2 separate regions of the Mus musculus genome follow, and region 2 is linked to region 1. Evidence: chromatin loops called from intact Hi-C (ENCODE). Cell type or tissue: left cerebral cortex. All regions are shown on one strand. Each heading gives the region's core, and the rest is flanking DNA. Links, peaks and the distances in the headings are about the cores only. Region 1 overlaps Baz1a (bromodomain adjacent to zinc finger domain 1A). Region 2 has its middle 29 kb from the start of Cfl2.

Region 1 (16,131 bases), core at 4,135-12,134:
AGTTGCTTGGGGAGACCAGCATTGAGAGATGATGCCTATGTGTGCTCTAGTTCCAGGGCTTGAGAAGTTATGCAGTCAATAGGTTGATAAGATGACACACATTTATTAAACAAATTAAGTAATTATATTTAAGAAATGAGCCAGGCGGTGGTGGCACACGCCTTTAATCCCAGCACTTGGGAGGCAGAGGCAGGCAGATTTCTGAGTTTGAGGCCAGCCTGGTCTACAGAGTGAGTTCCAGGACAGCCAGGGCTATACAGAAAAACCCTGTCTCGAAAAACCAAAAAATAAAAAATAAAAATAAAAATAAAATAAAGAAATGACCTCATTCAACCAGTTTGTGAATCATTATGTCCAGGTTGCTTCAAACTCTCAGTGGTCTTCCTACCTCAACCTCCTGAGTAGTGGGGTTATACGTCTGAGCTGCCATGCCAGACAAGATATGAACATTAATTATATGAAGCGGTGCGGAATGAACCTAAGACCTTAGGCACTGAACATTCTCAACTATCACAACATTTACAAGCTTATCTTTTTTTTTTTTTAAGATTTATTTATTTATTAATTATATGTAAGTACACTGTAGCTGTCTTCAGACACTCCAGAAGAGGGAGTCAGATCTCGTTATGGATGGTTGTGAGCCACCATGTGGTTGCTGGGATTTGAACTCGGGACCTTTGGAAGAGCAGTCGGGTGCTCTTACCCACTGAGCCATCTCACCAGCCCTTACAAGCTTATCTTGACAGGTATCAATATTTAGTGTCTGCTGACCTGAAACTCTCACTTTAAAAAAAAAAAAAAAACCAAAGAAACAAAAACCTGAGGTTGGAGAGATGGCTCAGTGGTTACGGCACTTGTTGCTCTTGCAGAGGACATGGGTTCAGTTTCTAGCAGCCACATGGTAGCTCACAAGCATCAGTAGCCCCAGTTCCAGGAGGTTCCCCAGAGTGCTCTCTTTTGACCTATTAAGTCACTAGACACATATGTGGCACGCACACAAGCACACAAAGATACTCATACACATAAAAACAAAGCTATTACATAAAATCAAATTCACAAGTCAAAAGTTGATCTTACTGAAACTAGTTTTGACTAGAGAAAGGAGAATGGGAGGAACTCACCTTCAATGTTTGTGCTCATTGTTGCGCTAGTCATAGCAGCTAGGAGATACCATCGGCCTAGGTGTCTTTCAACGAGTGACTGGATAACGGACATATGACCCATGCCCTGGTACAAGTCATCTATAGAGAAAAGTGAAATTATGCACTTTGCAGGAAAAATGGATGGAACTGGAAGAGAGTGAGGTAACCCAGGCACAGAAAGGCCACCGCCCGTGCTCTTTCTCAATGCGTGTTCTCTCATGTGCTTGCTCTCATGCGTGGATCAGAGCTTTGAACTTTTAGGTTTGTGCATTTAATTCAGGCTGTGTGTGGAGATCAGGAAGTTAGAAAGGGCTTATGAGAGAAGGTAGAGGCATAGGCCCTATGTGTGGAAAGGGATAGCAGAATAAGTCAAAAGGACAGTAGAAGGGTTAAAGGTTTAAGCAAGGGCTGGGGTGGAGACAGGGGAGAGGGGTTGGGACGAATCCCTTCTTGATGAGAACTCACTTTTCAGCTGTGGTGGTTTGAATGAGACTATCCCCACGGGTTCATATGTTTGAATGCTTGGTCCCCAGTTGGTGGAACTGTTTGGGAAGGATTAGAAGGTATGAGTCTTGAAGGAGATGTGTCACTGAGGGTAGTCTTTGAGGTTTCAAAAGCCCATGACAGGCCCAGCCCCCACCCCTGCCTCCATCTTGCAAATAATATATAAACTCTCAGCTACTGCTATTATGCTTTCTACTATGAAAATCAAGAACATAGCCTCTGAAAGCATAAGCAAGGCCTCAATGAAACACGTTCTTTCTTTCTTTCTTTTTTTAAGGAACAAATTAAAAAAAACCTATTTATTTATTTTATGTATATGAGTACGCTGTAGCTGTACAGATGGTTGTGAGCCATCATGTGGTTGCTGGGAATTGAACTCAGGACCTCTGCTCCCTCTGGCCCCTGCTGGCTCCAGCCCAAAGATTTATTTATTATTCTATGTAAGTACACCGAAGCTGTCTTCAGACACCAGAAGAGGGTGTCAGATCTCATTACGGATGGGGATGGTTGTGAGTCACCATGTGGTTGCTGGGATTTGAACTCAGGACCTTTGGAAGAGCAGTCAGTGGTCTTACCCGCTGAGCCATCTCTCCAGCCCGAAACACTTTCTAAGATGCTTTGGTAATGGTGTCTCTTCACAGAAACAGTAACTAAGACAGTGCCCATGCTCTTTGATGAGAACGAACCAAAACTAAGGATCTAGAAGAAAGCCATATAAAACCCACTAGTCTATAATCTGCAGCAAAAAGGGAATTTGGCACGTCTTTAATCCCAGTACTTGGGAAGCAGAGGCAGGTGGATCTCATCCAGGCCAGCATGATCAACATAGCAAGTTCCAGGTCAGCCTGTGGTACATACTGAAGTGTTATCTTAAATAAGTAAATGAGCATTAATGCTTGTTTGTTTTTTTTTCTTTCATGTGAAAATTCTTTCTTTAAAAAAAATTCTTGCCGGGCTGTGGTAGCATACGCCTTTAATCCCAGCACTTGGGAGGCAGAGGCAGGTGAATTTTTGAGTTCGAGGCCAGCCTGGTCTACAAAGTGAGTTCCAGGACAGCCAGGGCTATACAGAGAAACCCTGTCTCAAAAAACAAACAAAAAAACCTTTCTTCTATGTCTATATGCCAGAAGAGGGCATCAGATCCCTTGGGAGCACAGCTGTAAATGGTGGTGAGCTGCCATGTGGTTGCAGGGATTTGAACCCAGGACCTCTGGATGAGCAGCCGGTGCTCTTTCCAGTCCCAACCACTATGTTTTAAAGGACATAGGAAAACTGAGCTGCAATTGACCGGTAAACTTCTGTGGTGGTTTGAGTAGAAGAAATGAATGACCTCCACAGGCTCATATATATTTGACTGTTCAGTCACCAGGGAGAGGCACTATTTGAGAAGCATTAGAACGTTTTGGAAAAAATGTGCCACTGGGGGTAGACTTTGAGGTTTTAAAAGTCCACGCCAGGCCCACTGTCTCTCTCTGTCTGCGGGAAAAGGATGTAGCTCCTGGCTACTGCTTCCTGAATGTCACCATTTTCCCTGCCATGGTGATTTTGGACTAAACCTCTGAAACTATAAGCAAGGCACCAGTTAAATGCTTTCTTTTGTAATGGTTACCTTGGTCCTGGAGTCTCTTCACAGCAGTAGAACAGTGACTAAGACACTGCCCTCACGGCTGGTCATTTTCATAGTGTGGGAAGGTGTTATGAAGTTTCACGGGGTAATTCTTAACTAGCAATGGACCCCGATTTACCAGATAAAACTTGTGCACCGGTGTAAGAGCCTCATGACTGCTGTAGGGTAACCAACCAAGCTCTGCTCATATTTGGGGCCAGTTCCACAGGAGGGAATTCGTGTCTTGGACTGTAAATTCCGGTCAGAAGCCCATGGCTGGGAAGGTGTATGCCCTTGGGGTAGGAGCCAACTATCATTGTTCTACTAAATGGGACCATTGCCGAACTGCCTTCTGAACACTTTATGCCTGTGCTTGTAGACTGCTCCTAGTCTGGGTCTGAGAGGCTCCTTCTTGCGGTGGACCGCAACTAATGCAGAGATGCACAGCCGGTTGGAGTACTGAAAACAAATGGTAGTGGAGCGCTCAGCTAGAGATGGGATATCTATCTTAACATCCCACCCCATGGCTCAGGGACCACTGAAGAGAGATGGAGATGGAGATGGAAAGATTGAGAGGCAGAGACTGGGGATGAGCGCTGCAACACACCGTCTTCTGGACATGACTGTCTACTGCACTCATGAACTCACAGTAGCCATGCTTAGATTTTGGTGAGATCAGGCCAGTGACCATCTTAACATGAACGGAGGAAGAGCTCATGAGGCCCCAACCCTAGCTGAAAAACTATTGGCTGTTGATGGGTACCAGGGGAGTTATTCCCACTTGGAGTTGTGGCCACTGGTAGTTTGCTCCTTGGATGGACCTACATCCATGTGTAAAAGTAACTTGTATTTGCTTAATGTAGTATCCAAGGCTAACTGCCCCTGTCTGGCTAACCTAGGACTAGTCCTGGAAGCTTCTAGCCTCTGTCAATCTAATTTAGTCCTACAATGTTTTCAGCCTCTGAGACTTACTGCTGAATAAGCTCACAGGTTCCTAATTCTCTCTGATCTCTGGCTGGCTGGTCAGCTCAGCTGTTTGGGCTCAAAACTCCTCCCCATGCTGACTGATTCAAACTGGCTTCTCTCAGCTTCTAAATGAATTACTCTGCCTGGCCACATACTAACTTTTGCAATCTGTTCTAATCTTCTGGCTCCTTCTCATTCTCTGGCTCATTCTGTCTTCACCTGTGTCCACTTTGTTCTCTCTCTGCATCCTGTCTCTGTACCACGGCTTCAGTAAAACTACCTGTCTCCTGCTCTGCACTGCTCTTTCTTGAGTCACATCTCTTTCTCTTCCTGTGAGAGTTGGGCATATCCTATTTTGTCAAGTCTTTCTCTGATTTATCACTTTGTCTGCCCCTCTATCAGGCCTCACTTTTAAACATGGCTGCTTCCTTCTACCAACTAACTTTACCTTCATTGTTTGGGATTAAAGGCATGTACTGATGGTGTGTCTGTATTCCAGGCAGAGGGATTAAAGGTGTGTGCTAAGGGATGAGCCACAGCACAACTAGAAAAAGGTGTTTTTTTTTTTTTTTTCAGTAAATAACACAGTCTTGGGGGTCACAGTGTAGTCCATATCCTATGACATCCATGGGTATGCAGGCAGCACTAATTGGACTCAATGAGTTATTGAGAAGAAGAAGATGTGCTAGAGGGAGGGGGTTGTGGGGGTGGGGTTGGGAGGTGGATATTATCAAGATATATTGTATGTAGGCAACTGTCAAAGAATAAATATCAATTATTCTTAACAACAAAAGAAACTTGGAAAGGCTCTTTCTTAGTTAATGGTTTCATTGCTGTGAAGAGACACCATGACCAAGGCAAATATTTAATTGGTGCTGACTTACAGTTTCAGAGGTTCAGTCCACTATCATCATGGTGGGAAGAATGGCAGCCTATAGGCAGACATGGTGCTGTAGGAGTGGAGAGTTTTACATCTTGACCCAAAGGCATAGCAGGAGACTCTTTTGTTTGTTTGGTTTTTTTATTTGTTTTTTTTTGAGACAGGGTTTCTCTGTGTAGCTCTGGCTGTCCTGGAACTCACTTTGTAGACCAGGCTGGTCTCAAACTCAGAAATCCGCCTGCCTCTACCTCCCAAGTGCTGGGATTAAAGGTGTGCGCCACCACACCCAACAGCAGGAGACTCTTGCAGGCAACTAGAAGGGCCTCTTGATAATTGGGCTTCAAAGCCCACTCCCACAGTGACACACTCCCTCTAACAAGGTTACATCTATTCTAACAAGGCCACACCTACTAATAGTGCCACTTCCTATAGACCAAACATTCAAACAACCACAGGCTCTAATTGTAATGTATGGAAGAAATTGAACTACCCTAGTAGAGTTTCTCCAATAAATGCTGCAAAAGTTAGTAAATACTTTCTTGATAAGAACTAGCACACTAAAAGTCATAAATGGCCGGGCAGTGGTGGCGCACGCCATTAATCCCATCACTTGGGAGGCAGAGGCAGGCAGATTTCTGAGTTTGAGGCAGGTGGATTTCTGAGTTCGAGGCCAGCCTGGTCTACAAAGTGAGTTCCAGGACAGCCAGGGCTACACAGAGAAACCCTGTCTCAGAAAAACCAAAAAAAAAAAAAAAAAAAAAAAAAAAAGAAAGAAAAGGTTGCTCTTTCAGAGAACAGGGGTTCCCAGCATCCAAATGGCGACTCACAACTGTCAATAACTCCCGTTCTTGCAGATATGACACTTTCACACCGACATACACACAAGCAAAAAGCTAATGTACATAAAATAAGAATATATAAATCACTTAAAATGTTTTTTAAGGAGTCATACCTATGGTAGCTGGGTGTTGACTGGCACATGCCTTTAATCTCAGCACTCAGAGGCAGAGGCATTTGACTCTCTGGGTTCCAGGAGAGCCAGGGCTATAAAAGGTATGGACATGGGAGTAAGAACATCTTTGATTTAAAAACCAAATGCTCCTTTTTGACAGCCTTCATTACAGTGCTGTTGCTTCATAGTGCCTTGTAGACCAGATTCCATCTGGAATCTGCTACGGTGAACTATTCTTTTTAGTGAAAAGAGAAGCTGCGTTCCAAGAACCTGAGCTAAAGGCGCCTACAGCCATTTGCTCCTCACATTTCAAGTGTCCTGGGGGTTCAGGGAGTCTTCAGAGAGTCTTTAGTTTTCCAGGAGGAAGTTATAAAAGGAGTATCATTTGTCAGCTGTGGTAACTGATGGTGTTAGAGAACTCAGGGAGGGAATATTATCATCTCTCACAATGTGTCTCAGGCGGACTAGCTGGAACTCAATGCCCAATGAATTTTATATCCAAATGCATTGCCCTGACACTGAGACTTTGTGTACTGACTGCAGAATCAGAACATTGCCGAAGGCTGGACTCCGTGGGTCCCGCAACCCTCGGGGAATCAGGGTGACAAACAGATGTGAACACAAGGGAGTGTTTATCTGAATGTAATTCCTCAAGGCAAGCATCAGACTTATATTAAGGTCATCCAGTGTACATTGAAGTTACCCAATGCGAAATGACTTTTACACAAAACAGAGGAATGCTTCTGAGTTCAAGGCCAGCCTGGTCTACAAAGTGAGTTCCAGGACAGCCAGGGCTACACAGAGAAACCCTGTCTCAAAAAACCAAAAACCAACCAAACAAACAAACAAAAAGGGCTGGAGAGATGGCTTAGCGGTTAAGAGCACTGACTGCTCTTCCAGAGGTCCTGAGTTCAATTCCCAGCAACCATATGGTGGCTCACAACCATCTGTTATGGGATCTGATGCCCTCTTCCGGTGCATCTAAAATCAACAGCTACAGTGTACTCACATACATAAAATAAATAAATCTTAAAATCAAGTAGTTCAGCTATTTACATGTTCTTTTTTGTTTGGAGCCCCCTTTCTCTTAGTGATATATCTTGAGTTATTTATGGAAGTAGAGGAACAAATGAGATTTTTTTCATAACCATATGGTGAAGTGGTGGGAAGGACAATAGAACAAGGCTGGTGGGGGAACTGATGTTTGTTTAAGCTTGGGTGATGGACATAGGGAAATTATTCCATCTTACTTGTAGGTCAAAAATGGGGTCCCACAACTGCTTGAGGCTAGGGCCGAAGGGCAAGGCGGGACTCTGGAAGTTTGACTGCACTCGCCCCCATGGCACCGCAGGGCAGGCATAAGGCTATGAGAAGCTGCAAGACCCCACACAGGAGGTGGGGAAGGTATAGTTTGGGTAAGGTCTCCACGGAATTAGCCAGAGTTGGCTGGGGTCCCCGGGCCTGCATGGAGGCCAAGGGCTACAGGTTCTCAAGTTCTTGGACAACCCAGATGCCACTGTTTGCCTCGGAAGAGCTGAGATCAGATCAGGAGTCCATGGGCGGACTCTGGCCTGGGGCCGAAGGGAAAAGGGCAGGAGGAGGGCTCTGGCTGGTTACCACTGGGCTTGCTCAGCCAGCAGCTTGGGTTGGCAGAAGCCATGGCTGGAGCGCAGGGAAGCCTCCTGATGGGAGGTTAGACTCGAGGGGGAGACCTGCTCCATTGCTCCAGCATAGCGGATCCCCATGAGAAGGGGCAGTCCATGGTTTTAAGGCGTTTATTGTAGAAAGGCAGAGAGGAGAGAGGAGAGAAGCAGAGGCTGGCTATGGCCACTTGGAGAGGGGAGAAGGGAGGGGGAGCAGGAGAGCAAGAGGGGAGAGTAAGAGAGGGAGGAGGGGGCAAGCAGCTCCTTTTATAGTAGGAAGCGCTACCTGGCTGTTGCCAGCTAACTGTTGGGGTGAAGTCCAGACAGAATACCAGGAGCTTTGGGCATTGCCTACGTGACTGATGGCCACATAGCTCTCTGCAAGGGAGGCTTGGGAGGCAGAGGCACCTTTTGAGTCCCAAGCCAGCCAGGGCTACACCATGAGATTTTTGTTGTTGTTGTTGTTTTGTTTTTCTAGACAGTCATTATGTGTCTCTGGCTGTCCTAGACCCTGGACTCACTTTGTAGACCAGGCTAGCCTTGATCTCACAGAAAACCTTCTGTCTCTGGGGTTAAAGGCATGTGTCACCACTAACTGGCAAGAACAAGAGAATTTGAATGTGTATAAGTGTTTATCTAGCAGTACAGTCGCATGGGGGCCATCCCTATTCAAACCATCACAATGGGTTACATTTAAAAGTCCTTTTTAAAGCTAGGGAGTGGTGGCACATGCCTTTACTCCCAGCACTCAAGTGGCAAAGGCAGGCTGGTGTCTGGTGAGTTCCAGGACAGCCAGGGTATACACACAGAAACCCTGCCTTGAAAGCAAAGCAGGACAAAGCAACAACAAAAGTCCTACTCAGCACACACACACACACACACACACACACACACACACACACACACACACACACGATCTTACTTTTCAAAAGATTTCTTTCTTTTTTTTTTTTTTAATTAGGTATTTTCCTCGTTTACATTTTCAATGCTATCCCAAAGGTCCCCCATACCCACCCCCCCAATCCCCTACCCACCCACTCCCCCTTTTTGGCCCTGGCGTTCCCCTGTACTGGGGCATATAAAGTTTGCAAGTCCAATGGGCCTCTCTTTGCAGTGATGGCCGACTAGGCCATCTTTTGATACATATGCAGCTAAAGACAAGAGCTCCCGGGTACTGGTTAGTTCATATTGTTCCACCTATAGGGTTGCAGATCCCTTTAGCTCCTTGGGTAATTTCTCTAGCTCAAGATTTATTTCTTTTCAAAAGATGTATTTTAACACTTGTGTTTATGTGTCTATAGGTTGGGAGAACTGGGTTCATGTGCCCTTGCAGGCCAGAAGGGGGCAGTGGATCCCCTGGAGCGGAAGTATAGTTGTGAGCTGCCTGATATAGGTGCTGGGAACTAAATCTGAGTCCTTTTGCTAGAACTCTTAACTGCATAGACATCTCTCCAGTCCATATACCATCTTTTTTTAGACCTGACTGGCCTCAGACTCAGAGACCTGTCTGCCTGCCTCCTGAGTGCTGGGATTAAAGGCACACTTGCCCATGCCTCACAAGCTTCCTTTAAAACCACTCGGAGATCATGATGCACTTGTGGAGGTCAGAGGACGGCCTTTTGGAGTTGGTTCTCTTATGATCTAGAGATTAAACTCAGGCCATTGTGCAGAGGCAAGCACTTCCCCACCGAGTCTTCCCATCATTGGTCTAGAACTTTTCACTTTACAGATGTTTATTCATATTCTAGGTGTCTTCTCAAACACTTTTTGGTAGCAAATTTATTATCTTCCAAGACAAAATTGTTACCAAGAAAAACAGTGATGTAATTACTGTTTACATGTCATCTAACATGCTAATACATTTCCATTACTTGCCTACTGGTGGTCCTCCATCTCTGACATGCTGATGCATACTTGCATGCTGATGGCCTCGCATTTGTTTTCCGCTCTTCTCTACCGCATGTTCTCTTGAATGGCAAGCACAAATGGCTACCGTGGGATACAGGTTAAATGTAACCTTCCTCAGGCTGTTACTACTAATTGAAGCAGTCTGCCATTTTTATGAAATGAATGTATTCAGGGTGTGCAAGCGAACATTATGTTCCACTTCTTTCTCTAAAAAAGGTAGAATATTCTTAACACTGGCAGTGAATTAGAGAACAAATCTATATTGGCAGAACTGATACCTTCAAAGCTTTATGTGTCTTAAGCTTCTGTTTCCTGCTAGGTCTGATGATGTACTCCTACAATCTTGGTGCTCAGAAGGCTGAGGTAGGAGAATTGCCATGAATTTGAGACCTACTTGGGCTACACACAGTAAATTCCAGGACAACCTCGGCTGAAGAGTAAGACTTTGTCTCAAATAACAAACATAGGGCCAGTGAGGTGGTTTGAAGGGGAAGAGCACTTGCAAGCAATCCTGGAACCCATTCCCTAGCATGGTCCTCTGACCTCCATCCACTCTGAAATTCGTGTCCATACATCTCTATGACAGAGACACAATCACCCCAATGTTGGTCTCACGTTTCTGCATATGCGTAGACATTAAATGAGGACCCTGGAGCCCACAGCTCAGAGGCCAGCTCCTTTCCAGGACTCTCACTTCAGCATTCGTTGATAACACTAAGTAAAACTGCCACACAGCTGCGCCCTACAACTACCAATTAACAAGGCAGACAGGGGTCCGGAATGGAGCTCAGTGCTGCCTGCTTGGCACATTTAAGACCCAAGTTTGGTCTCTAGTGCTTGAAAGGAGACTGGGGTACAAAATGAAAAACCAGATCATGAGTCCATGCCAGCCATTGTTTTGTAACTTCCTAGAAAGTGAGACCTGAATGGACCCAAACACCTATACCTCATTTCTTCTATTTGATCTTTTATGCTCTCCACAAAAATAAAACTGTATTCACATCTTCCTGAAGGTACCTACCTGACTGAATTAAAAAAAAAATGATGTGAGTTTTAACCTCTTCTGAAAAATGGAGAGATGAACCAAGAAATCTTGCAGAACTGGTTTATTTAATACAAAAGGCATTTCACAGTTATTAGGTACAAAGACTATCGACTTTGACTTCTTTCCATCCGGCATTTGTTGCAATAGTAGTCAATGAAAAAGTCAATGCTTGCTGTGATTTAACACCATGACCAAAGCAATTTATATAAGAAGTTATTTGGGATCAATCATGACTTTGGTAGCAGGCATAGGAAACTGAGAGCATTTGAAGCAGGGGGAGCAAACTGGGAGTAAGGCAAAGAAAAGTTTTTTTTCACCCCAAAAGCTACAGATACTTTAAGTATAAAATTCTTACACATAAAAAAAGAAAAAAAAAACGTTTTTTTAAAAATTGGACACTAGTACCTCTGCCTTTTGCTGTCAGAAGCACTCAGTTCATACCACATCTGAAAACTAAACTGCATGCGTATAAACATCCAGAGAGGTATAAAGTTCTACAGAGCCCTTTAACATCACTGCAGTACATTTACCACTGGCCAGACCACAACAGGAAGCATGTTAGCAAGTTCAGTTCAGCAGAGACTTTTCCAAAAACACAATAGCTTTCTGGGCTCTGTGTCAGTTACATTACATTTTAAGCAACACATAATCTGCAAAATTGTCCCAAGACATCCATTCCTCCAACTGTTTCCATTCATTCACTTCTTCTACCAAGGCCACATTTTCTTTCCTTTCTTCCTCCTCCTCCTTTTTTTTTTTTTTTTTTTTGAGAAAGGGTTTCTCTGTGTATCCCTCAATGTCCAGAATTGACTGTAGACGATGCTTGCCTCAAACCCAGATATCTATCTGCCTGCCTCTGCCTCTGGAATGCTGGGATTAAAGGCGTGCGCCACCATCGTCCAGCTGAGGTCACATTTCTTAAGCCTTTCCATACAGAAGCCACTTGGTCCTAGTGTTCCAATCCAGAGCCCATGGGCACCATTTACATTCAAACTACCATCGGCAGCTTCTCACTGTGTAGCCCAGGCAGGCTGGCCCTGAACTTGTGATCCTCTTGCCTCAGGCTTATTGAATGCTAAGATTACAGGCCTGTACCACAAAGACCATTGAAATCAACCATGTATTTGGAATCAGGCACAGTGATATATGTCTGCAATCTCAGGATTCAACATGCTTCTCTCCTAGTGTGAATCTGTGCAAGAATATCACTGCCACCAACTGGAGGCATCTTCTACCCAGACAATGAAACACTGTATGGCTTTTATGATCTGTATGTATAAACAGACAAAAGCATGATTTTAATTTGCAAAAACTTCAGAATTCAGAAAACTTGAAAAAATGTATCATTTTATTTGCACACTTAGAAAAGTTGTACACAGAAACTTATCGTTTGTAAAACAGAACTGTTAGAGAGGGTGGCATTTTTATTTTTAAATCATTAAGACTGGTCAAGAAATAAAACAGAAACATAGTAAAATGTTTAAAAAATTAAAGAACATTCTTCCAAGTATAAATTTTATAAATACAAAACAAATTCACAAATGACTTTGAATGCTAAATAAATATCTAGTTAATAAATTCAGTCGGCAGGCACTGGCTACAGCACGTCAGAGCTAGAGAATTGGATTCATTCATGTGTAGTGTTGAAACCATGTGCTCATGAAACAGTCTTTAGACACATTCTCTAAGCTGTGATCTACAAGAGCTACTGTGGAGACAAAGCCTCCTTATGACTGAAACTCCTAAAGCTCAATGACAAAATAAATCATAGTTGAAAAATATTTTTCAGGATACCTGAACACATGAATGACCTCAAAATGCACAAAAGCCTCTGTAAACCAGGACTGTACCCAATACAGCTATAAAACTTAGTAGATACTGAACAAAAACTGTAGCAAAGGAAATCTTTCCTACATTCTCCTGAGTGCTTAATAGTAAATTGAGAATATAGTGCAGGCCACACTTGCATGTGGTCAACCAGCTGTTATTGCTTTATACACGTATCTGCTTTAGAGCATGATTTAATGTTCCATTTCATGAACGATTTATCTTTTTCTTCACGTATTGCCTTTAGAAGGACAAAATTAGATCCGTGACTTCTTTGCAGCTAGTGGCGTGCTAACCTGGTCCACAGTACTGGGTGAGACGTGGAGTCCAAGCTTTTGAGCTTGAATATGAAAAAATGCTTGAAGCCGAGTTCCAGCTTTTGCTTCACTTGTGTTCCGAGGGTTGTATTCAAAGCAGTTTGAAAACATTAACTCAATATCATCAATAAACTCAGCTGGAGAGAAAAACAAACAAAAATGTGGAAAGCTCATTAGGAAAAGGGAAGTCAGAAAAGAAGAGACTGAAACAAGGTAAGAGAAGTTGAGCTTAAAGCTGTTCACTTATAAAGGTTTGGAGACCCTCCTGCTGACACTGCGCACTGTGTGTTTCCACAGCTCTCCGCTGCAGACAGAGGCCTGGCCCAGATTCCCAGGAGGCCCGTGGTTAATCATTGCATTAAAGCCAAAATCTTCCCCACTAGGACCAGACTCTACAGAATGTCTCTTAACTACTCAACCTCTTTATTTAACCCATCCATCTTCCACCTCAGTGTGTACATCAGTATGTACTAATGAGCATTTGAGGAACCTCCTGGGCTGCCAAACAGCCTATACTAATGTACTAATTTAAAACAAAATAAAAATAGCAACATCTCTTAAAAGCACTAAAAAGGAAATGATAGGTTACTCACATGCTAATTTATATTCACATTTATTTACTTTTTCTCGAATTATATTTAAGGCAATGGGCTTCTTAATGATGTCATAGTAGTCTGGGACCTGTAAAATAATAAGGTATTTCACAGTACAAAGAAATTATTGGACATATATGGTTAAATTAATTTTATACCCGAAAAACAATATCAACTTCTGAATACTATTATTCCATTAAACTATGTCACATATTTTGAGTCATTATAATGATGTAGAAGCTCATTTAATACCATCATACATGTAATTTATTATGAAAGGAAAAAACCTGATTGATATATATATATATATTTACCCATAATATTTATTAGTGAGCATTATTGCATCTATATAGTAATGAATAGAAAGTGACAATGTTTACTTAAATGATGACAAAAACTATCTATAAAAGATAAAGGCTGGAATTCAGGGCAATCTTCAGGTACAGAGAAAGCCTTAGGCTCGACTGGGCTGTTACCTTGGGATAGGGGTTGCTGGGTAAAGGCGCTTGCTATTAAGACTGCTACTCATTACCTGTTCCTAACTTAAGGTGGGGTCCTGTCTTCATCACTCAACTCTCACACACAACACAAGCTAATTTTAAGATGTTATTCTATATTAATTAATCCTATATTAATTAATTCTATATTAATTAATCCTTCAGATTCTTGCTCTGGAGCTCTCAAAGTAGAAACTAATGACTTGGAAAAGAGCACCGGCTGCTTTTCCAAAGGACCCGGGTTCAAGTCCCAGCACATGGCAGCTCAATCATCTATCAACGTTTCCATAAAGACTACATCATATAAATGTAAGTCAGGTAATACAAGCATAGTTTATAAAGTCTAGTTCTTTTTTAAAGATTTATTTATTTATTTATTTATTTATTATATGTAAGTACACTGTAGCTGTCTTCAGACACACCAGAAGAGGGCGTCAGATCTCATTATGGATGGTTGTGAGCCACCATGTGGTTGCTGGGATTTGAACTCAGGACCTTTGGAAGAGCAGTCAGTGCTCTTACCCACTGAGCCATCTTGCCAGCCCTATAAAGTCTAGTTATATTAATATTATTACCTGGATTTTAGAAACCAGTTTCAAAAAGGGCCAGCTATCATCATGCCGTACCAGTTCCACGACAAGTTGTTCAAAAGCAGACAGTTCATGGACACCTCCTTGCCTGCCAGAACTTCTTCGATTCAGTGGTACAGGAGATGACTCTGAATAAGAAATTTTAGGTAGTATCAAAGCAAAATATTGATTATAAGTTAAACCTGTTACAGAAATACAAGCCACGCCTTATAGTGAGGTTTTTGCCCTTCAAGTGTATGTGGTGTCAGTGTATGGTTGCGGGCCTGCACGTGATTCCAGCATGTGGAGGCTTATGCTGGAATCAGGGTCTTTAAATCAAACCTTGGCTCTCTGATACAGCAAGCACGTGGTGGCTGGATGACTTGGGATGCATCGTGTTGGTCCTGTGGGCTGCCTTCCCACCTCCCATGCCACATTACATGGCTTCTGAACACCTAGTGCCAAGGCTTGGGTGCCTGGGTGTCTGGGCTATCGCCTCAGCCCACCTAACTTACTCTGAAAGACGTAGAAATCTGGGCCAAGTACTCTTAATTTCCCTTTTAATTTAAAAATTTCCAAAAAGTTTTTTGGGGTTCTTACTCAATTTTACTAAAGATACTCTAAAAAAACCAAACAAATCCAACTAAGCAATTCTCTAGTAGCTCTTAAAGCATATTTTGAAGAAAGCATATCATGACAGGGTGTGAGTACACATTTAAACCTCCACACTCAGGAGGCAAATGCAAGTGTTTTCTGGGAGTTCCAGGCCAGATAGGGCTATGAAAAAAATCTTAAGTGGTCCAGTGAAATCTAGGGTATAACATGGTTCATGTGTGAATTCAGGTGTTTAAATCTCTTGTGTGAATCCACACATTCTTCTCATTTCAGGTTAAGTTTTGACAGCAACCAGAAAAAAAAAATTGCAGAAGTTTTAGAAAGGGACTTACTTTTATGATATATATATTGTGTGTGTGTGCGCGCCTGTGCAATACATCATGTGTGGAGGTCAGAGAACAACTTTCAGTTGTTTCCTCACGTGTAGGTTTCAGGAATCGAACTAAGGTTGTCAGGCTTGTAAGCATGCACTTTTATCTATTGGCCTCTAACTCAGAAATCCGCCTGCCTCTGCCTCCTGAGTGCTGGGATTAAAGGAGTGCACCACCACTGCCCAGCTAAAGTCTTTTTTTTTTAACCTCTTTCTTTAAGATTTATTTATTTCATGTATATGAGTACACTGTTGCTGTCTTCAAACACACCAGAAGAGGGCATCAGATTCCCAATACAGATGGTTGTGAGCCACCATGTCATTGCTGGGATTTGAACTCAGGACCTCTGGAAGAGCAGTCAGTGCTCTTATCCCCTGAGCCATCTCTCCAGCCCCCGAGTCTAGTATTTCAAAGAATAATCTTTTTGTTGTTTGAGACAGGGTCTTGCTAGGTGGTCCTGGCTGTTTGAGAGCTCACTCTGTAGACCAGGCTGGTCTTGAAGTCAGGGATTCTCCTGCCTCTGCCTCCTGAGTGCTGGGATTAAAGGCATGGGCTACCTCTACAGTGGGTAATCTTATCAAACAATGTAATGTTCCTGTCTAGTGCCGATTGTGTGTGTTCTGAGGGAGGAAGAAGTGGAAGAATGAAATGCACAAAGCAAGCACTTCCTCACTAGGATATATCCCTCGCTCTGAA
Region 2 (16,131 bases), core at 4,999-12,998, 55 kb before region 1:
AAGGATCGGGAGTTCAAAGTCACCCTCGATTACATTGTGAGTTAGTGATTAGCTTGGGCTACATAAGACTTTGTTTTACAAACAAACAAACAAACAAAAAACAAAACAAAACAAAACAAAAATCCCCAGAAGTACAAAGTTAAACAACAAAGAACTACCCCTTATTTCTGACACAGCACACTGGAAGATGTGCTAGGACATGGTCTTCTTTTATGATAATAAGAACAATGATCTTGTAGGGAGCCTGAAGGATGTTGACCAGGATGAGTGGCTCCTACTTGCAATCCCAGCGTGGTGAAGTAGAGGGAGGAGGATCGGATCAGGAGTTGAAGGTGCGAGGGCCACACCACAGTGGGTAGGGCGCTCCCACCTCAGTCACTAATTACAAAGATACCATTACTGACCTGCCCACAGGCTGAGCTCACGGGAGGCATTTTCTCAAACAAGGGTTCCCTCGTCCAGGTGACCCTTGCATGTCTCAAGCTGACATAAAACTGACCAGCATGGTTGGGGAGACAGGTGCTCAAAGCCCTGTTGTCTTGTTTTAAGGTACCAAGTTTAAGATGGCTGTGTGACTGAGACAGAGAATGAGACGATGCTTCATAGAATCAGAAGCTTTTAATCAAGAGGCAAACAAAAGGGTCGGACTCATACTTCCAAAAAAACAAAAAACAAACAAAGAAAACCCTCTTTTTTTCCCTTTGAGACAGGGTTTCTCTGTATAGCTCTGGAACTCACTCTGTAGGCAAGGCTGGCGTCAGGAAATCTGCCTGCCTCTGCCTCTCAAGTGCTAGGATTATAGGCATGTGCCACCACTGCCCAGCTCAAAAAAACCCTCTTCTACCAGCACATAAGAAAGTGGAAAGATGCCGGGCAGTGGTGGCACACGCCTTTAATCCCAGAACTTGGGAGGCAGAGGCAGGCAGATTTCTGAGTTGGAGGCCAGCCTGGTCTATGGAGTGAGTTCCAGGACAGCCAGGGCTACACAGAGAAACCCTGTCTCAAAAAACCAAAAAAAAAAAAAAAGTACTAAGACAAGGACCATACTTAAGAGACACTATTAAGCCAGGCTATGGATGTAGGTCAGCAGAAAAGGAGGAAAAGGATGAGGAAATGGGGGAAGGAAGAGGAGGAGGAGGAGCAGCAGCAGCAGGAGGAGGAGGAGGAGGAGGAGGAGGAGGAGGAGGAGGAATATCTCTGCCTCCCTAGTGCTGGGATAGGCCTGTGCCTCTATGCCTTACCATCTTCATTGTCTTTTTATTTGTTTGCTCGTTTTGTTTGTTTGTTTGAAGACAGGGGTCTCTGTGTAGTCCTGGCTGTCCTGGAACTCACTCTGCAGACCAGGCTGGCCTTGAACTTGGAGATCTGCTGCCTCTGCCTCTTGCACAACCACTGCCAGCTCGTCTTCATTTTCGTAATGAAATGGTTTTTCTGTTTTTGTTTTTTGTTTTGTTTTTTAACCTTTAACCTTCATTTACATGGAAGAAGCATTTCTTGGAATTCCTTTGACCTTACCTCAAGCTCTCCCCTGGAACTGCAGCGATACAAGGCTCTGCTCTCCCTGCCCTTTGAGTTCTCAGATGCGCCTCCTTTGCTCGGCAGGTCCCTGACAGGCAGCAGCATCTCTGGATCCCTTGCATGTGAACTGTGTTGGAGTCACTGTGGGGTGGGCCATGGACTGTGAGGTGATAACCTTTGAGCATCCCTCAAAGTCTTGTCTTCTTGGTGCTTCCCAGAGAGCCTGCCATTGCATGAGGAGGGGAGTCAGCGTGAGATGATTCTAGGGGCCTTTCTAAATCATGCCTGCGTGCGCGCTGGTTAGTTTTTGTCAACTTGACACAAGCTAGGGTCATCTGGGAAGAGGGAACTGAAGAGCTAGCTTGTCTCCATCTCAGGCTTAAAGGCCATCTAGGAAAGATAAACTGGGTTCAATCCTGTTTATTTTTAGACCTCTGCTTCTTAAGGATTGGGTTATGCCCCAACTATAACCTTTAATAGGTTGTTATAGTTAATTTGGCCATGCTGATTGGTGTCGGTAGTCTTTCTCCTCTCCTCTTTGGGATTAATAGGAACCTTACTTGAGAAGATGCCTCCTCATCATATCAAGCCTTCTTGATTATGATTGATGTGGAAGGCCCCGGTTCACTGTGGGCAGTGCCACCCTTAGGCAGGCAGTCCTAGGTGCTTTAAGAGAGCAAGCTGAACACGCTGGTAAGCATCTTTCCTCCATTGCTTCTGCTTTAGTCCCTACCTCCACATTTCCTGCCTTGAGACTTGCTTTGCCGTGATGATGCACTATGATGTAGAAGTGTGAGCCAAATAAAAACCCTCTTCTTCCACACGTTGCTTGATTATGGCGTTTATCACAGCAGTAGAACCCTACTGGTGCAGCATGAATGTGTGTATCTTCTATTTGTCTAGGAGTTGCTTGTTCTCCAGTCCCTCTCATCTTGCTCTTCAGAGCCATTGACCTGTATAGACCTGTTCAGTGCAGGCCACTAGAGTCCAAACCAAAGAAATGCCCCATGGAGATTGAAAGAGGACAGCTTGGATGGAGTTATTGCCCACTTCATCCTCAAAAGCTCAACTAGGGCTAGTGGGAAATTCCCCACGGCTCCCTCCCTTCTCCCAGCTCCCAGGAGGAAAGCCTTGCTGTTCCCCCAGACAGCAGTGCACACTCTCCTGAAACTGTGTTACATTGGCCCTCCCTTGAGTTCTGCTAATTGAGTGTGCCACCTGTTTCCTCTTGGGACTTTGACAGATTCACCTTGATTGAAGCAATTTACTACACTAGGCTTATCCACAAACAACCAATTACAAATTAGTTTATGAGACTGCTTTTAAGGACTAATGACATACAGTTGGCCCCAAGAGGATAGGACAGAGAACAAATACATCTTCACGAAATATAAGGAGACTGGGTGTGTAGCTCATTGGTAGGCTCCTGCCTCATACAAAGACCTGGGTCAGATTCTGTGTTGAAAGGGAAGAGACTTGGTGCAAGTCCAGAAAGGCTCTGGAACATCACACCAGCCTAAGGGTCCACATCAGCAATTTGCTCTGGAATCAGTCAATCTCTCTCTCTTTCTCTCTGCAAGAATGCTCCTTTCTCCTCTCTTTCTCCTCCCCTTATCCCCTGCCCCCTTTCCCATGATGACTTCCTTGGCTTTGGTCCTTTGGGCCAGTGAATTTGCCAACCTGAGAGCAGGTTTCCAATAGCCCTGCCTTGAATATAACCTAATCTGGCAGCAGTAATCTATCAGAAATGTGGAGATGCAGAAGAAATAAAGAGATAAATCTGTCTTCGTCGCTGTCCTATTTCTGTGAAAAGACATCGTAACGAAGCCAACTCAGGAAAGTGTTTAATCGGGTTCTACTTAGAGTTTCTGGGGCTTAAGTCCATTATCATGGTGGGGAGCAAGGAGGTAGGCAGGTTTGGTGTTGAAGTTGCTAAGAGCTATGTCTTGATCTGTAGGCTGGGCCTGGCATGGGCTTTTTGATACTTCTACCAGCCTCCCCCCACTCCCCATGACACACTTCCTCCAACAAGGCCACACCTCCTAATTATTCTAATCTTTTCAAAGACTTTCAACCCTTGGTGACTAAGCATTGAAATATATGAACCTATGGAGTGGAGATGGGGGTTCTGACATCTTCTTCTGACCTATAAAAGCATGCCTGAAAAAAAAAAACCCACCCATTCACATAAAATAAAATAAAATCCTGTTTTTAAAGATGGCAGGACTCAGAAGAGTGAAGCAGCTGAGACCAGGAGGCTGAGCCTGAACTATATATTTTGACAGGGCCCCAGACCTTAGCACAACTGACTCCATGATGGAAGTGCCATTCAGGCTGTAAACTTTAGCACACAGACAACACCACATGCCAAAATGAAAACAAAGACTTAATTCATCAAAGTCCAGAATTCTGGGAAAGTATCTAAATATATTAACTTTTTTGCTTTTTTGTTTTTGTCGCTCTGTTTCTGGCTGTCTTGTTAACTGAAGTATGTGGTGCTAGAACATGGTTTTTGTGTTAAAAGCTCACCCCGAGAAAGGCTCAGCAATACCCTAGGATCCCAAACACACTGGCTAATAAAGACTTTCTACTAGCTTGTAACCAAGTATGAGCTGTCTTCTCTGGTGACTGCCCCACAACAATATGTGAAGAGTGAATATATGGAGAGATGGCTCAGCGGTTAAGAGCACTGACTGCCCTTCCGGAGGTCATGAGTTCAATTCCCAACAACCACATAGTGGCTCACAACCACCCGTAATGAGAAACAAATGAAAAACCTTTGGGCTGAAGCAAATGGACTGGATCGAGTGTGAGAAGGCGAGGGGGAAGAACTAAAAAATAATAAATAAATCAATCTTTTTTTAAAGATTATTATATGTAATAAATAAGTATATGTAAGTACACAAGAGCAGCCAGTGCTCTTAACTGCTGAGTCAACTCTCCAGCTCTCCCTCCGTCCCTGCTTGCTGTAGCTGTCTCCAGACACCCCAGAAGAGGGCATCAGATCTCATTACGGATGGTTGTGAGCCACCACTCGATCCAGCCCATTTGCTTCAGCCCAAAGGTTTTTCATTTGTTTCTCATTACAGGTGGTTGTGAGCCACTATGTGGTTGCTGGGATTTGAACTTAGGACCTTCAGAAGAGCTCTTAACTGCTGAGCCATCTCACCAACCCCATAAATAATTAAAAAAATTAAAAAGGGGGCTGGTGAGATGGCTCAGTGGGTAAGAGCACTGAAGGCTCTTCCAAAGGTCCTGAGTTCAAATCCCCAGCAACCATATGGTGGCTCACAACCACCTGTAATGAGATCTGACACCCACTTCTAGTGTGTCTGAAGACAGCTACAGTGAACTAACGTATAATAATAAATAAATCTTTAAAAAATAAAAAAATAAATTCAGATAGAGACAGATCTTGTGGCATACACCTTTCATCCCAGCACTCAGGAGATAGAGGCAGACAGATCTCTGTGAGTTCAAGGCCAGCCTGAACAAGAGTAAGTTAGTTCCTGGACACCCTGTCTTGAAAAAAAAAAAAAAAACAACACGCCGCCCCCACTCCGACTAAAGAATGAATTTGGCACTACAAAAACCTAAAACATTTCTCTACTTTAATAGTAGAGATAGAGAGTTGTAATTGCCACGAGTCTACAAAGCTTTAGTGGTGTGTGGCTCTGCTGAGGGAACCACTAGAGGGCGGGCTTGGCCTTTCACACCGTGGAAGATGGCTGTGGATTTCTCTGTCAGCTTTACCAAGCTACTTCAGCCTTACTACAGGATCTTGCCTGTTGAACTATAGAATGGATTTGGGGTGTGTTCATTAACATTAAATAAATAATTTAAAAATAATTACTGGAGAATGAGAAATAAAAAATGCAAGAAAACATCTATAAAAGACGCATCTGGCTGGGTGAGCTAGCAACAAACCTGTGATTCTGGCGCTTCGGAGGCTGAGGCAGAATCAGCAAATCAAAATCAGCGTTGGTTCTAAGGGGCCGGGGAGACTTCAAGTGAGATCCTGCCTCAAAACAAAAAAGGGGCCGGGCGTGGCGGCGCACGCCTTTAATCCCAGCACTTGCGAGGCAGAGGCAGGCAAATTTCTGAGTTCGAGACCAGTCTGGTCTACAGAGTGAGTTCCAGGACAGCCAAGGCTACACAGAGAAACCCTGTCTCGAAAACAAAACAAAATAAAACAAACAAACAAACAAACAAAAGGGACGGTCAAGGCTGAAGACCTGAGTTTGGGTCCAGCACCCATAACAAACTGAGAGCATGGCCTCACTGTTGAAGGTGGAGACAGAGGATTGATGGCCTTCCTCCAGGTTCAACGAGAAAGAGTTTTAAAGGATTCAAAAGGTGAATGTAATCTCACACATTTACATACACCCCCCCATACACAAACACACACACACATATACATACACACATGCATACACACACTAAGAAGGATGCCTTCCCAGGATGGCCATACATACCTGTAGTTAATCCCAGCACTTGGGAGGTAGAGGCAAGAGTGTAGGAGTACCAGGCCATCATGGGCTATATGAGACCCTGTCTCATATATATGCAACACTCCCTACCAAATGTCCTACACGGTGAGTGGATAAACTGTAGTATATCCAGACAATGGAATATTAGCTCAGCACTAAAAAAGAAATGAGATTCAAAGCCATGAAAAGACATAGGGCACCTTAATACTTAAATAATACTTTTTAGTTAGAGAAGCCAAGGACGTTGTATGATTCAGGCAACCACGCCCAGTGTATGATTCCAACTGTACCTTAGGAAAGAGGAAACTATGGAGCTGGTGGACAAGACCAGTGGTTGCCAGGGCTCAGGGAGGGTGGTGGTGGTGAGTGGGAAAAGCACAGGGCAGATCTACTATCATCTATCTACCTATCATTATCTATCTATCTATCTATCTATCTATCTATCTATCTATCTATCTACCTACCTATCTATCTATCTATCTATCTATCAATCAATCATCTATCTACCTATCATTATCTATCTATCTATCTATCTATCATCTATTTAACTATCATTATCTAACATCTATCTATCATCTACCTTATCTACCCTATCTATCTATCTATCTATCTATCTATCTATCTATCTATCATCTACTTATCATTATCTATCTATCTATCTATCTATCTATCTATCTATCTATCTATCTTTAAGGCGAGGTCTGGTCTTGACCTCCACCTAAGGGCTTTCTATTACATACACTGGTATGAACACACTTGTCCAACCTACAATTGCCATACTAAAGATGAACTGTAAAGTGAGTTGTGGTGCTGTGACAGGGACACATCTGTGTAGGCCCACAAAATGAAACACTGTCTCTGACTGTTGTGGGGTGTTGCTGTGTGGGGGTAGTGGGTATATGAGGTGTCTTTGCTCCTACAGCCCAGAACTGCCACCAACCTAAAACTGCTATCTAAAAAGATGTGGTAGCACACACCTTTAACCCCAGCTCTCAGATGCACTAGAGTGGGATTTCTGAGGTTTAGAGGTTCCCAGAGCTTCTGAGACTACCAAGGCTACATAATGAAACCCTGTCTCAAAAAAGTCAAATTTTCATTTCATTTATTTATTTTAATTTTTTAAAGACAGGCATTTTTTTTTTCTATATAATAGCCCTGGTGTCCTGGAACTTACTCTATAGACCAGGCTGGTCTTGAACTTTTTTTTTTAAGATTTATTTATTATTATACATAAGTACACTGTAGCTGTCTTCAAACACACCAGAAGAGGGGTCAGATCTCATTATGGGTGGTTGTGAGCCACCATGTGGTTGCTGGGATTTGAACTCATGACCTTCTGAAGGGCAGTCAGTGCTCTTACCCGCTGAGCCATCTCACCAGCCCTGGTCTTGAACTCTTAAACTCAGAGATTCACCTGCCTCTACTTCCTGAGTAATAGAATTAGAGGTGTGTGCCACCACTGCCCAGCAACAATCTATTTTTTTAAAAAGATTTATTTATTATATTTATATGAGTACACTACTGTAGCTGTCTTCAGACACACCAGAATAGGGCATCAGATCCTATTACAGATGGTTGAGAGCCACCATATGGTTACTGGGAATTGAACTCAGGGCCTTTGGAAGAGCAGTCACTGCTCTTAACAGCTGAGCCATGGCTCCAGCCCTCAGTCTAGTTGTTCTTTGTTTTGTTTTTTTTTTTAAGATTTATTTATTCATTATATATGAGTCTTCTGTAGCTGTCTTCAGACACACCAGAAGAGGGCATCAGATCTTGTTATGGATGATTGTGAGCCATCATGTGGTTGCTGGGATTTGAACTCAGGACCTTCAGAAGAGCAGTCAGTGCTCTTAACCACTGAGCCATCTCTCCAGCTCCCTCAATCTAGTTTTTTTTTTTTTTTTTAATGCAATTCTCCCGAGGAGTGGAGCATCCCTAAGGCATTTAGTGTGTTCTTTGAATCAGTTAGTTAACTGTACAGGTTTCCAAGCTATAACATAAGCACAGTTAACAGGGGTTGTTTTTCAAGACAGTGTTTCTCTGTGTAGCCCTGGCTGTCCTGGAACTCACTTTGTAGACCAGGCTGGCCTTGAACTCAGAAATCCGCCTGCCTCTGCCTCCTGAGTGCTGGGATTAAAGGCATGCGCCACCACGCCTGGCGTTAACAGGGTTTCTAAATCCTAAATACTCTTCTGAACTGAACTCCTGCATACATCTGTTGGTTTCTCCGTTCCTCTAGTTAACTCTACACTACTACTTGTGTTCCACTGTCATAGCCTGAGCAGCACGGTGGGGGCACAGGCACACCCCTTTACCTTCTATAACAGGGTGTGCATGGGATTATCACTTTCCCTGCAAACATCCAGAAATAGAACTTCGTTAAAAATAAGTCAGTATGTGCTTCTGATGTACCCAAGTCCACATGGAGGAGGACGGGAAGCTACTAACCACTGGGTTCCTCCCGGTGTGACTTGCTGGTGTTCTGCACACCTGGTCTCATTTCACAGCTCTGTGATGGTGTCTACTCACGGCTGGGAGACTAGAGCTGTCTGAGGGAGAGCAGCTAGTTAGAGGCACGGGCAGGGAGAAGCAATCCCAGAGATGACTGGCTCTCGTATCATCTCCCTGGAACTGGCCTGATCTATATTCAGACACTTGGCCACGATTTTCCTTAGCGCTCCCCAGGGGTGTGTCCACAGTGGGATTCATGCTTAGTGACTCCTGACTTTTCCTCTTGGAATCTGCCTTTTGTGCAAAAGCCAGTGAGATGGTAATGTTGGATTTGCATCTTCTATAGGGGCAGGGGGCTAGGAGAGGGAGACTGAACAAGGGTAGTGATGGAAGATTGGCTGTGTACACTTCTGTAAGTTAGAAATATTTTCTGGTTATTATTCATGTGTAACCTTTTTAGTAAGGAAGGGGAAAAGGGAATTTCTAGACAACTATTTGGAAATAATGTACAGCTACACTGCAGTATATATTCTATTTTCAACTACATATGCACACTCAAACTGTTATATATATTTAAGAAATTATATATGATTATATATGTATATATATTATGTTCTTTCTATATATAAATAGAAAGAACATAAAACTGAATGGGGGGGACAAGTTAGGGGAGGGATATTATGGTCAAAATAGATTCTATGGCATGTTAAAAAAAAAAAGACAATGGTGGCAAAACCCACCCCCAGTCAGCTACTCTGTCTTGTATAATTTGTTTTGAAAGAATTCATTATTAAATAAGATTTGAAGTTTAAAAAGATTTTATCTTTGATATATATACGATTAAGGATGCTTTTGAGAGGAAAGCTAGGATCAGCACTGCAGTGTGTGGGTATTTGCTGTTCTTTGTCCCTTGTACCCCACACAGAAACACAAACACAAGCTTCTCATTGTTGCCTCTAAGCAGCTGATGACTAAGGGGCTGACTAAGTCATCCTGAGTGGCTGAAACCCTGTTCCCAGTCACTTGACACCATGTAGGGAATACTATGTTGGAAATGTGCAGCTGTTCAAGCCTCCGCCCCGCCCCCACTGGAAAGCCCCGCCCTTGGGGAGCAGGAGCGGTCAATTCTTCTTTACAGGAAACGTTGCCAGTGAACAGCTCTCCCCTTAACCTACGGGGGAAGCACACGTCTCCCTTTTCCGTAACTGTAGCAAGACTGTTTTCATAATTAATTGGAGGCGAAATGCAGTGCTGGGGGTTGGTTTCTTAGCAGTGATAATCTCGCCATGATGAGTCACTTCTCTGAGGAGAAGAGCTCACTGCAGAGAACATGGCAGTGACGCTCACACACTTCTTATGCTCATGCTGCCTCTAAGCTTGAACTACAGCCCCCACACAGTGAAGGGTCTGGCTTTTGCTGTTGCTTGTTTGGTTTTGAGATAGGATCTCATGTAGCCCAGGCTGAACTCGAACGCATGATGTAACCAAAGGATGACTTTAAACTCTCGACCTGCACCGCCACAGTTGATTTCATTCAATGCTTCCCAACCTGATTAAAGTTGATAAATTGAGTGGATGTGCTGTGGTCATTTGTTCAGCAACATGTTCATTGACTGAACAGCAACATGTTTTCTTATGTTTATTTGTGTTCATGTTTGCGGGTATGCATGTGTCATGGCACATGTGTGGAAGTCAGAAGACAACTTGTGCCAGTCAGTCCTGCCTTTTATCATATGGGTTCCAGGGGTCAAACTCAGGCCATGAGGGTTGGAGGCAAGCACTCTTATCTGCTCTGCTGAGCAAATGTGCTCATGGAATTTCTTTTTTTTTTTTTTTTTTTTTTTTTTCGAGACAGGGTTTCCCTGTATAGCCCTGACTGTCCTGAAACTCACTCTGTAGACCAGGCTGGCCTCGAACTCAGAAAAAATCTGCCTGCCTCTGCCTCCCAAGTGCTGAGATTAAAGGTGTGCACCACCACGCCCGGCTGTCTTTTTTTTTTTTTTTTTTTTTTTTTTGAAGTATTAGTTTGAATTACGTGTATAGGGAGGTGTATACATGTGAGTCTTGGTGACCATGGGAGTCAGATCATCTGGAGATGGAGTTATAGGTGCTGGCTATGGGTGATAAGGACAGAACTCTGGTCCTCTGCAAGAGTAGTACATATTTTTAATCACTCCAGCTCCCTAGTTTTTAATATGTACAGAAATGTATTCTATACCGCAAGCTTCCTGCGAGTGGCCATGTGTTGCTTTCGGAGTTGGCTAACTTAGCGGTTCCATTTTGACACGGACACAGATTCTTTCCACTTGTTCCCTACCACCCTGACTGAATTGGCGTTACTCCCAGCTTGTCTCTTCGTGGGCCCCTTCTCTTCCTGATGAAGATTCTTGAATCCCTGCCCCTGGCTCCCAGCTCCAGTGCCCGCTCAGGTCTTCCTCAAAGGCGGCTTGTCTCAGGCGTGATGAGGGCCGGGGCTTGGCTCCTCAGCTGACCTCTGCTCAATCCTCCAGTTTATCTGACTCCAGCTCCGCCCCTAGCTCTTCTAGCTCCATCTTAAGAATTACTCCACATGGGAGCGAAAAGCCACTAGCAGCTTGGGAGTAGGGTTTGTTGCTGTCTCATTATCTGGTCCAACCTTCCTTCCTCCCCCCTGGGAAGCCCTGCCCGCCTTGATCTTCCTGGGACTGCAGCGGGATCAGCTGCTCCGTTCCCAGATGCATCCCAGAGTTCAGACTCACTCATGCGCACAAGTGTCTCTTCTGGGGATAGTCACCCACTGCGGGGATCCCCGGTCACATCTCTACTGGTGGCTTTTTACCTTTTTAAATTATTTTTAGTTTCTTTTGTGTGTATGAGAGATTTTCCTGCCTGTGTGTGCACCAGGTACACACCTGGAGCCCTCAGAAGCTAAAAGAGGCCATTAGTTATAGATGGGTTACAAGCTACTTGGTGGGCACTGGCAATTGATAAGTAAGTCTAGAGCCAAAGAGCAGAAAGAAACTAAATGTCACTTTGCATTTAACTATCTTCACCATCTTATCCGCATATGACTTACTTATTTACTTTCTTGGCGTTTGTTTGTTTTTGTTTGAAACTTTTTTTTTTTTTTTCTGTGTAGCCTGGCTGTCCTACAAGTTGCTCTGAAGCCCAGCCCAGGCCATCTTAGGTTTGTATTTTGTTTTTTTGTTTGTTTGTTTGTTTGTTTTGTTTTTTTGAGACAGAGTTTTTCTGTGTAACAGAGCCCTGGCTGTCCTGGACTTGGTTTGTAGACCAGACTGGCTTTGAACCCACAGAGATCTATCTGCCTGCCTCTACCTCCTGATGGCTGGGATTAAAGCAGGCTATCTTTCTTTACCTTAAAAGGTCCCATCTCCCAGTCTTATCACCTAGATAGCCTGTCACTACTTAGATTCGGGTGTGTCCTAAATGGAATGCTGTTTCTCTGGTCTGCCAGCACCTGTCACTATGTATGTCTATGGTATTAACACATATTACTGGATGTACTTATTGGTCAAAGCTAAGAGCTGAGTAGAGCTACATTCAGCACAAACTGCCTTCTCCATTTCTGTAAACACTTGTCTAAAAAATGGTGACTCTGGAGATGAAGACAGGAGGAGCCTGAGTCTGAGGCCAGCCCGATTGTATGAAGAGAACTTACCTAAAAAGCAATTGATGCTGATAACAAATTGCTGGGACCTGCACTTACATATGACCTCATTTACATATGACCTCCACTGAAGTAAATAAAAATGAATAGGAAGGCCACTCGCCTAGCTCCAAAGACTGGAAGGCTCAACTTCAGAAGTGACTATAGGAGACGTGATAGTTAAATGCAAAGTGACATTTAGTTTCTTTTTTGGATCTAGACTTACTTATTAATTTTGTTCTTATTATTATCGTGAATACATGTATGTGCGTGTGTGGGAGTGACATGTATATGTGTGGGCTTCAGTGCATGCGTAGAGGTCAGAAGGACAATTTTTCGGAGTTGGTTCTCTCTTTCAGTTTATGTGGGTTCAGGTCCCCAGGTTTCCAGAGCAGGTGCCTAACCTGCTGAGCTCTTCCTTCGTTTGTTTTTAGACAGGGTCTCATGTACATATATAAATAGTTGTGGGCTTGAAGGCTGGGGGAGGAGAAAGAGTGTCCTACGGAATGTTCCACTGCTCCCTGGAGACAGACTTGTAGGCTAGCGGGATGAGACTCTGTGATCTTCCTCTGCTCTCTGTGGCACTGGCATTACAGGGTATGTGCAGTCAGTCATTCTTAGCTTTTTACATTGGTTCCAGGTTCTGGGGAATTGAGTAGCATGTAAATGCTCTCACCCAGTGAGCTAGCCTCCCAGTTCCCTGTTTCAGATTTTTAGATGGATTACACGTATGAACCACTACACCTGGCTTACCATTTTTATATATTTGAAACATTTCAAGACGAATAGTTCCAGAAAGGCTGTGGCTGCAAACTCCCGAGGACTGGGCCTGTGCATGCACACACTCATTCTCACATGAGTAGCGTGTATCGTCTTGGGGGTGTAATCATCCAAGGCGGCTAGTGAGATCACTGTCTATTTGAAAGCCCCACAAACAGTGCGATGGAAGCCCCCCTACACCTCGTCAGCGCAGCTCTATTTTAAATGTGTCTGTTTGACATCTGTGATGGTTTGTATATGCTTGGCCCAGGGAGTGGCACGATTTGGAGGTGTGGTCTTGTTGGAGTAGGTGTGTCACTGTGGGTGTGGGCTTAAGACCCTTGTCCTAGATGCCTGGAAGCCAGTACTCTGCTAGCAGCCTTCAGATGAAGATGTAGAACTCTCAGTTCCTCCTACACCATGCCTGCCTGGATGCTGCCATGCTCCCACCTTGATGATAATGGACTGAACCTCTGAGCCTGTAAGCCAGCCCCAATTAAATGTGGTTCTTATAAGAGTTGCCTTGATGTGTGTTCATAGCAGTAAAACCCTAACTAAGACAGCATCTTAGCTAACAAAAGTAGGCTCTCAGGGAAGACTGTCTACATTTTCACATGGCAAGGAAGGCCACAGTCATTTCTGTCTTTACACATTGGAAGGTGATGACTCCTTGTGGAATGACCTCATTTAGGCAAATGTGGCTGCCTTAGTTAGGGTTTCCATTGCTGTGAAGAGACATTACAACCAAGACAACTCTTATAAAGGACAACATTTAATTGGGACTGACTTACAAGTTCAAAGGTTTAGTCCATTAATATTATGGCAGGAAGCATGGCAGCATCCAGGCAGACATGGTGCTAGAGAAGGAGCTGAGAGTTCTGCATCTTGATCTGAGTGCAGCCAGGAGAGGACTGACTCTTTTGCATTGGGTGGAGCTTCAGAGTCCACCCCTACAATGATGCACTTCCTCCAAGAAGACCACACTTCCTAACAGTGCCACTTTCCATGGGCCAAGCATATTCAAACCAGACATTCCATTCCCTGGCTCCCATAGGCTTGTTCAAACTCTTGAGTCTATGGGGGCCATTCCTAGCCATAGCATAATACAAAATACATTTAGTCCACCTTCAGAAGTTTCCATAGTCTGTAGCGGTCTCAACAATGTTCAAAGTCTCTTCTGAGATTCATCCAATCACTTAACTATAATCCCCTATAAAATCAAAATAAAAAAGATTGCATACCTCCAACATTACAGGATATACATTACCATTCCAAACGTCATAATGAGGAAATTCTGGACCAAAGCAAAACCAAAAACCAGCTTGGTAAACTCCAAACTCAGCATCTCCATGTCTGATGTCAATGCTCTCTTCAGATCTCCAACTCCTTTCATCTCTGTTGACTGCAACACAATTCTTTCTCTTTGGCTGCTTCTACTCCCTGTTGGCAGCTTTTCTTAGCAGGTATCCCACAGCTCTGATATCTCAAACATCTTGAGGTATCCAAGGCGACTTCAACTTTTTACAGCTTCTTGTTCCAATATCTGAGATCCACACGTGATCTTCTTGACTCCTCCAAAGGGCTTGAGTCACTTCTCCAGCTCTTCCCTCTGTAGCACTCTAGGCCTTGGATGACTCACCCCAATAGCCTCTCATAGGCTCTCTTCATGGTGCCTCTCATAAGCTCCCTTCATGGTGCCAAGCCTAACTTCTTTGCATGACTCCTTCAGTCCTTAGCTGTTAACTGCAACTGAGGCTGCACCTTCACTAGTTATCTTTCCTGGCCATTCACAGTGCCAAGCCTCAGCTGCTCTTCATGACCCCCTTCATGTCTTCAAAATTAGTACCATCTGGGTAAGTCTTACACATTACCAAGTCTACCTGCGAGAATGGGGTACAACCTTGGCCACCTCTGGAATACAGCTTCTTTGAGCTCTCAGAAAACACTTCCCAGAAGATTTTATCTCAGTGATGTTGGTCTCTTCTTAATCACTGCTGATTTCTTAGCTCCAGCTAACCAGCATCAATTTTCCCAGAAGTCTCATCTACTCTTGACTCTAAATCTAGAGTCACATGGCTGAAGCTGCTGAGTTCTGCTGCTTTCAGGAGCTGGAACATGGTCCCCTTGTTCTATTATATCCTTTACTGCTTAGGCTTGGCTGTCCTGGAACTTGCTCTGTTAAACTATCCTTAAACTCAGAGATTTGCATGCCTCTGTTTGCTGAGTTCTGGAATTAAAGGCATGTACCACCACACCTAGACCTAAGTTTTGCTGTGCTTAGAACTTGCTCTGTATCAGACTGGTCTTGAACTCAAAGATCTGCTTGCCTCTGTCTCCTGGGACAGTTACTATGCCTCAAGGTCCAGATCAAAAGCCTGTGTCTTCCAGCCACAAGATCTGGATCACAGGTGTGCCCTCTATTTCTGGACTGTAGTTCATCCCAGATTAAAAGTTCAAATGAAAACAATAACCAGCTCTTAATAATGCCAGACATAATATAACTATCCCCTGTTCAACTGCAAACTCATAAACAATAACTTAGCTGGGCGGGATCTTGCCCTGAGGTCACTACTCCACTAATCTGTTTATCTCCTTGAACACAGGATTTAGCTCCATTTCACTTCCTGGTTCCCCTTTATTACTTGAACCATACATTTTGTATTTTTCCTTTCTAAGTTTGCTATACTTGATCAAAGTGTACTTCATGAGAATAAACCAGAGACATCTATGTTGAGCTTTTTTGAGATTTTCTTTTTCTTTTTTTTAAGATTTATTTATTATTATACATAAGTACACTGTAGTGGTCTTCAGACATTCCGGAAGAGGGTATCAGATCTCATTACAGGTGGTTGTGAGCCACCATGTGGTTGCTGGGATTTGAACTCGGGACCTTTAGAGGAGCAGTCAGTGCTCTTACCCACTGAGCCATCTCGCCAGCCTGAGATTTCCTTTGTTAATGCAATTAATCTGATTCTCTTCACTTTAGCCTTAGCCTTAGGCAGACTCTTCAGCCAAGGGCAAAAAAATAGCAAATATATTTAATTACAAGAATAGTCTCTAGGCCATATACTAAAATTCTTCTCTAAAACCTTCTGAGCTAGGGCCCCACAGTTCAAATCACCCTCAGCAACAATGTCTTCCATATTCCTACTAGGATGGTCCATTAAGCCCTACTTGAAACATTCCAGTGCTTTCCAAAGTCTCCAAACCCACATTCCTCCAAACAAAACCATGGTCAGGCCTATACCCCAGCCCCTGGTACCTTCC

Evidence for each region. Peaks named below come from ENCODE experiments on the same cell type or tissue, not always from the same donor. Only the 100,000 strongest peaks of a DNase experiment are listed, where the experiment ranks them.
Region 2: a loop joins it to region 1, with 4 times the contacts of the local background. A loop is called at or near these places in 32 of 42 quality-filtered maps.

Annotation. Positions count from the first base shown.
Region 1 is chr12:54,881,575-54,897,705 of GRCm38, forward strand. Baz1a (bromodomain adjacent to zinc finger domain 1A) reads right to left here. Exons shown (of 27, transcript NM_013815.2): 25 at 14,456-14,598; 26 at 13,384-13,471; 27 at 11,415-12,927. The coding sequence ends at 12,731. Among named protein-coding and RNA genes, the nearest start is that of Cfl2, 27 kb to the left of the region's middle. In left cerebral cortex, for the core only: a CTCF peak has its summit at 9,026 (motif pointing right); no DNase peak of the experiment used is centred there.
Region 2 is chr12:54,825,561-54,841,691 of GRCm38, forward strand. No RefSeq gene overlaps it. Among named protein-coding and RNA genes, the nearest start is that of Cfl2, 29 kb to the right of the region's middle. In left cerebral cortex, for the core only: a CTCF peak has its summit at 5,205 (motif pointing right); DNase peaks (open chromatin) are centred at 5,226, 8,525, 9,590 and 10,766; H3K4me3 peaks cover 643 bases; H3K27ac peaks cover 1,088 bases.